Regions from separate parts of the Homo sapiens genome. Here region 1 is linked to region 2. A link is a contact called in ENCODE Hi-C or POLR2A ChIA-PET data. All regions are on one chromosome and are shown on one strand. The core of a region is the stretch at or near the end of the contact, and the rest is flanking DNA. Distances in the headings are between cores, read along the strand shown. Region 1 holds the start of CALR (calreticulin). Region 2 holds the start of WDR83OS (WD repeat domain 83 opposite strand).

Region 1 (3,070 bases), core at 32-2,531, 270 kb after region 2:
CCTTCCTCTCTTTTCTGAGTCACAACCATTAGCCAGGAAGCACCCCCTCCCCACCCTCTTTCCTGGATCCCCCTCATTCCCTCCTTCCATAGTCCACTCCCGCGCTCCCAGGTCCAGGGCTTATTTGCCCAGAGTTTGGAAAACCCCCAGCTCTCCTTCCTCCTTTCTACAGCGTGGGGGCAGGGTACTGGTGCCAGTCACGTGCCTCTGGCTTCTGAAGAAGACTCTAGACTGGGGTCGGGGGGTGGGTCCTGCCCATCTCCCTAGCATCTTATCGTCCCTACCATCTGTGTCTTTTTTCCCTCCCCAAACGGAACCCCCTGCCCTCTCGCCTGCCTATAGCCGTTTAATTGCAAAAGCCAGGCCGTTTGTGGGAGACCACAGACAGCGACCCCCTTCATTTACCGGTTGAGAGGAGGGTAAAGGGGCGGCTGCAATCTGGGTAATAACCCTATCCCCACTCCAGAAGTCACAGTCACATCGTTAAGCCTTCCTCCCCTCTTGTCCCAGGACAGCTTTAAAAACGTTAAAAGCATTTCTGCTGGGTAGCATCTGGCCAGGGTCGCCCCCTCTGTCTGCTCAGGAACGTCTGTCACTTCAGAGAGCTTAAGTGACTTGCCCCGGTCACACAGCAGCAGTCCGATAGGCTGCCAGGGCTCTAGGGGCAGAAGGAGGAGAGGGCTGGCATTCTTCCCACCGGCCCGCGTGACTGTAGCACCGGGGTGCAGCGAAGCCCCAAGGGCCCCAATCCGTGAGCTCTCTCCCATCCCAGGCAGGGGTGGGGGAGCAGCAGTGGGGTGCTGGTTCTCAAATGCAAGATAAGAGCTGGCTAAGAAAGCCTTGCCCAGCCCCTCCACCTAGAGGGAATGGGAGGGAGAGAAGCTGAGGGCAGGGTCCCGGTCCCGCGTGGAGACAGCTGCGCTCCCGCGGTTTCTTTAAACGCCCAGATGGGCAACGACGCGCGCGGACGAGGGCGGGGTTGGGTTCAGGTCTGGTCACATGACCTGGCCTGAGGTGCTCGCGGCCCCCACCCCACCAGTGGGCGTCCCCCCCACGCGTGGTCGACCATCATTGGTCGGTGGTGAGGCCAATAGAAATCGGCCATCTGGGAACCCAGCGTTCCGAGGCGCAGCCTAACATAGTGAACCGACGAAGGTCCAATGGAAAAAGACGGCCATGGGCATAGACCAATGACAAAGTGGCAGGGGCGGGCCCAAGGGCTGGGTCAGGTTGGTTTGAGAGGCGGGTGGGTATAAAAGTGCAAGGCGGGCGGCGGCGTCCGTCCGTACTGCAGAGCCGCTGCCGGAGGGTCGTTTTAAAGGGCCCGCGCGTTGCCGCCCCCTCGGCCCGCCATGCTGCTATCCGTGCCGCTGCTGCTCGGCCTCCTCGGCCTGGCCGTCGCCGAGCCTGCCGTCTACTTCAAGGAGCAGTTTCTGGACGGAGGTAACGCCTGGTCCCGCCTCGAGGCCGCCCCGACGACGCGGCCGGCCCCCGATCCTGGATCTGCGTTGTCGCCCGTAATTACCGTTTAGAGGTCCAACACGGTGGCCTCCCGGGACTAGAGCCGCGGGCGATTTCTCTTCTGCGTCCCTGGGGAGCGCGGAGGGCGTAGCGGCCTCCCGCGGCGGGAGTTAGGGTTAGCCCGAGGATCTCTGAAGGCACCCGACGTGTCAAACTAGAGGTTGGAATGGGGAGTGTCGGGGATCTCCTTTCCTGTCCCCAGCAGCTTGTGGCTCTCGGCAGATGTTTGGTGTGGGGGGGGATTAGCACAGCCGCTCTGACCTACCCCTCTAATCCCCCACTTAGACGGGTGGACTTCCCGCTGGATCGAATCCAAACACAAGTCAGATTTTGGCAAATTCGTTCTCAGTTCCGGCAAGTTCTACGGTGACGAGGAGAAAGATAAAGGTAAGAGCCTAGGAGTGGGTGCTCAGATCCGGGAGGACTTCCTGGCAGAAGTCCTTGTCTGTACACACACAGCCGGGACAGTCCCCTTGGAGGAGGACAGGTGGAGGAAGTGGGGGAGTCTTCTCTATTCTCTAAGTCGAGGGTCCTCGCGAGTCAAGGCCCAACGGTGACCTCACTACCGTCCCGTCTCAGGTTTGCAGACAAGCCAGGATGCACGCTTTTATGCTCTGTCGGCCAGTTTCGAGCCTTTCAGCAACAAAGGCCAGACGCTGGTGGTGCAGTTCACGGTGAAACATGAGCAGAACATCGACTGTGGGGGCGGCTATGTGAAGCTGTTTCCTAATAGTTTGGACCAGACAGACATGCACGGAGACTCAGAATACAACATCATGTTTGGTGAGGGCCTGCTTCCTGGTGCTGATCTCTGTCCCATTAGTTAGAGGGAGACCCAGACCCCATTGACTTTCTTAATAATGATTTTTTTTGGAAGGGGAGCTAAAAGAATAAGTCCCAGCAACAATTTATTGCATTATGATCGCAGATCTAGGCTGTTAATTTAATTTGCGTGTTTGTATATAGTTATTTCCCAATCTTACTAATGAGGATTTTGAGTTCTAGAGCACTGATTTTTTTTTTTTCTCCTTTAAACTTAAGGCTCCACCCACAGCCCATTCAGGACAGAATCAGGGTCTGAGTTTCTCTTCTCAGCCTTGACAGACCCGAGTTGAAGAACCAGGTCTTCCTTTTATAAAGAGGGGTGAGAGCCTCGAGATGATGGGTAGTCTCTGACTCTTAACTGGATCTGCTTCACACCTAGGTCCCGACATCTGTGGCCCTGGCACCAAGAAGGTTCATGTCATCTTCAACTACAAGGGCAAGAACGTGCTGATCAACAAGGACATCCGTTGCAAGGTGTGCCTGGGGGTGGTGGCAAATGGCTGTCATGGGGAGATTCAGAGGTCAGCCTCATTGGGGGGTGGCCCCCGCTCACCTTCTTCCTTCTTCAGGATGATGAGTTTACACACCTGTACACACTGATTGTGCGGCCAGACAACACCTATGAGGTGAAGATTGACAACAGCCAGGTGGAGTCCGGCTCCTTGGAAGACGATTGGGACTTCCTGCCACCCAAGAAGATAAAGGATCCTGATGCTTCAAAACC
Region 2 (3,016 bases), core at 132-2,631:
GTAGGAGGAACACCCCACTGAACAGAAGAGGCTGACAGCCAGAGTGAAAAACTTTATTAACAACAGGTTTCAACGAGAAAGCAAATGAATACCCCTAGAAACATGGACAGCATCTCCCCCAGCAGCAGGCAGGGGAAGGGAGGCAGGAGGGGTAAGCCTAGGGTGTTCCCTAGGAAAGGGCCAGGTTCCCTCTATCCAGCTGGGGGCACCGAGACGGCCTCATTCAGGGAAGTCCAGGATGGCAGCTGAAGGCAGCAGGTTTAGCAGCCAAAGCCCAGGCCTAGTGGATAGACAGGGTCCAAAATGTGACCCTTCTAGGCTGGTATCACCATGGGGGCGTCATGGGCTGAGGATTCTGCAGATAGGACATCACCACGGCAGAGATGGACAGCCTGAGACAGGAGAGAGGTGTCAGTCTAGGATGGCCAGGCTGGGGTCCCCCCACCCCTTACTCAAGAGTCACTTGTTCTGTAGGGCAAGTCTCACATGAAGCTACTCATCATTTGCTTCGTGTCCTCCGAGCTCCGAGAGTTGGCAAAGCTGATGAAGGAGCAGTAGACAGCGACCCAAGCACACCACTTCAGCTAGGGAAAGGTAAGTGGGTGGGCAGGTTAGTGAAAGGCACAACAATGAGTCCCCGAAGCCACCTTTCCAGACACCAGATCATGCCCACTGATTCCATCTGATGCAGCTGGGACCTTGCCCCACCCGGAATTCCTCAGTCCCACCTGCTCATGGCATACTCTAGATACGTGGTTTCTAGTCCTACTGTCTGGCCTGCGTCTCTCAGGACCAAGAGAGACTCTGACATCCCACATGCTTAAGACCCTGCCCTTTTTCCACAACTCCTCTCCAAGTTGCTTCAAAGCCTGGCCCCACTCGCAGACCAATCTGCCACATCCCCAACCTGACTCGAATCCTTGACTTCACCAAAGACTGGGGCTTTCTCGGCCCAGCGTCATCGCAGCCCCACTCCCGGCCGATCTCAGGTCCCGCCCCATCAGCAATGACAAGACACCCCGCTTCATTCCAAACCCGCCCCCGGGCCTCGTTCTCAGGTCCAACTACACCCATAGAAGCTCAACCCCGCCCACCTTAAGCATGAGGCCGCACATGCTGAAGATCATGCCCAGCAGGTTCATGTAGTCCGGCGTCGGGTCGTCCAAGGCCGGGTTACATTCGCTCGGCGGGGGCTTGTACCTGCGACAGGCTCGAGGGTCAGGGGCGCTCAGGTCCTGCCCCCGGGATAGACAGGCGCTTCCCAGGGCCCCGATCCACACCCACAACCCGAACCCGTGCCCACGACGCTGGGGTCCTCACCTCAGCACTTTGTTCGGCCTCCGTGGGTCCGACATATTGTTAGTGGACATAGCGAGTCGAAGGCCAGATCACGCCTCTTCCGCTGCAGGAATCGCAGCTTCCGGCGTGCAAGCTGAGGGCGGATTTTAGAGTAACACCCGAGGCCCTCGCATTTCCGTTCCTCATGACAGAGGCTTGGACTCCCCTTACCCAGAGAACGGAGATTTAGGAGAAGCCAGAAGTCTTCCTTTCAAAGGGAAAATGGGGAAAAGAACCTGAAAGCGGGCTTCAATAGTTCCAACCCGATCACCGAAATGCCAAAATGATGAACCCGGAAGTGATAAACAGGAAGTAGGTCAGGAAGAACAATAATAAGGTTACACCCAAGCGTGGGTTTCTAAGGCGCGGAATTTTCCGTACAGACCGATTTAAGGCTGCAAGGAAGGAGTCCTGGGAGCATGGCTTTCCCTGAGCCAAAGCCGCGGCCTCCAGAGCTGCCGCAGAAACGGTTGAAGACGCTGGACTGCGGGCAGGGGGCAGTGCGAGCCGTACGATTTAATGGTGAGCGCCTTCGTCTTCATTCCGGGTCCTCCTCCCGCCTCCTGAGATCGACGGCCCAGTAACCCCCGCCTGGTGTTCCCCAGTGGATGGCAATTACTGCCTGACGTGCGGCAGTGACAAGACGCTGAAGCTGTGGAACCCGCTTCGGGGGACGCTGCTGCGGACGTACAGCGGCCACGGCTACGAGGTGCTGGATGCGGCCGGGTGAGCCGGGGACCAGGCTGGGATGGGAGCGCTGAGGCTGGGATCCGAGGTCGATGCTGATCCTCCTCCTCCTTTACTCCAGCTCCTTTGACAACAGTAGTCTCTGCTCCGGCGGCGGGGACAAGGCGGTGGTTCTGTGGGATGTGGCATCAGGGCAGGTCGTGCGCAAATTCCGGGGCCACGCAGGGGTGAGTGAAAGCCTGGAGACCCTCATTTGAGTGGAGGGGACCCGTATTAGCGCATAGGTGGTGACACGGCCACCCCCATTACACCGTAAGGATCCCTTCCCCAGATGACGATCCCCCACTCCGCATGCCAGGCTAGGCAGTCACCAACCCCTGTCCTTGCTGTTCCCCCAAAACCTTTCACCTCCCCTTCGCCCTTGCTTTAACCGACACTGGGAACCCTGCCTTTATCCCAGTCCTCCAAAGTCCAGCCTCCTCTGAGTGGCAATAACTTTCTCAGAAGGTGAACACGGTGCAGTTTAATGAAGAGGCCACAGTTATCCTGTCCGGTGAGTCTGGGGCCTAAGCACGGGGGCCCAGGGTGCTGCCCTCCCCCTCCAAACCTGACCTCACCATCATGCTGGCCTCACAGGCTCTATTGATTCCAGTATCCGCTGTTGGGATTGCCGCTCACGGAGGCCTGAGCCAGTGCAGACGCTGGATGAGGCCAGAGATGGCGTGTCCAGTGTGAAGGTGTCAGACCACGAGATCCTGGCAGGGTGAGTGGAGCCAGGACCTGGTCTCACCCCAGGTGCTACGGGGAATCATAGCTGCCCCCATGCTCAGATTAAAACCTACTCTCAGCTGGGCACAGTGGCACACAGCTGTAATCCCAGCTACTTGGGAGGCTGAAGTGGAAGGATCACTTGAGTCCAAGAGTTCGAGGCACCATTGCACTCCATGCTGGGTGAAAGACAGACTGTCTACAAAATAATAATAATCTGGCC

The links. Hi-C counts contacts between places; a loop is a spot of excess contacts on that map. ChIA-PET counts read pairs that join two places held with the same protein, here RNA polymerase II (POLR2A). Pooled maps may share reads with other maps.
Region 1: a map of CD8-positive, alpha-beta T cell shows a loop between it and region 2 (6-fold over the local background). The contact joins the promoter of CALR here to the promoter of WDR83OS in region 2. A Hi-C loop is called at or near these places in 1 of 168 maps with a recorded cell type or tissue (CD8-positive, alpha-beta T cell) and 6 of 50 pooled maps. POLR2A ChIA-PET finds 5 or more read pairs at or near these places in 6 of 52 experiments (AG04450, BJ, CD8-positive, alpha-beta memory T cell and 3 more).

Annotation. Positions count from the first base shown.
Region 1 is chr19:12,937,328-12,940,397 of GRCh38, forward strand. It overlaps CALR (calreticulin), which reads left to right and starts at 1,282. Exons shown (of 9, transcript NM_004343.4): 1 at 1,282-1,443; 2 at 1,807-1,908; 3 at 2,101-2,304; 4 at 2,726-2,820; 5 at 2,916-3,070. The coding sequence starts at 1,353. RefSeq lists enhancers at 724-833, 904-953, 1,580-2,329, 1,624-1,673, 2,566-3,070 and a cis regulatory region at 884-1,522.
Region 2 is chr19:12,668,034-12,671,049 of GRCh38, forward strand. It overlaps WDR83OS (WD repeat domain 83 opposite strand), which reads right to left and starts at 1,382. Exons shown (of 4, transcript NM_016145.4): 1 at 1,321-1,382; 2 at 1,095-1,200; 3 at 487-584; 4 at 40-392. The coding sequence starts at 1,370. The coding sequence ends at 326. WDR83 (WD repeat domain 83) reads left to right here. Exons shown (of 11, transcript NM_001099737.3): 2 at 475-594; 3 at 1,722-1,860; 4 at 1,944-2,064; 5 at 2,147-2,252; 6 at 2,530-2,578; 7 at 2,662-2,788. The coding sequence starts at 1,758. RefSeq lists enhancers at 1,851-1,940, 2,081-2,170, 2,330-3,003.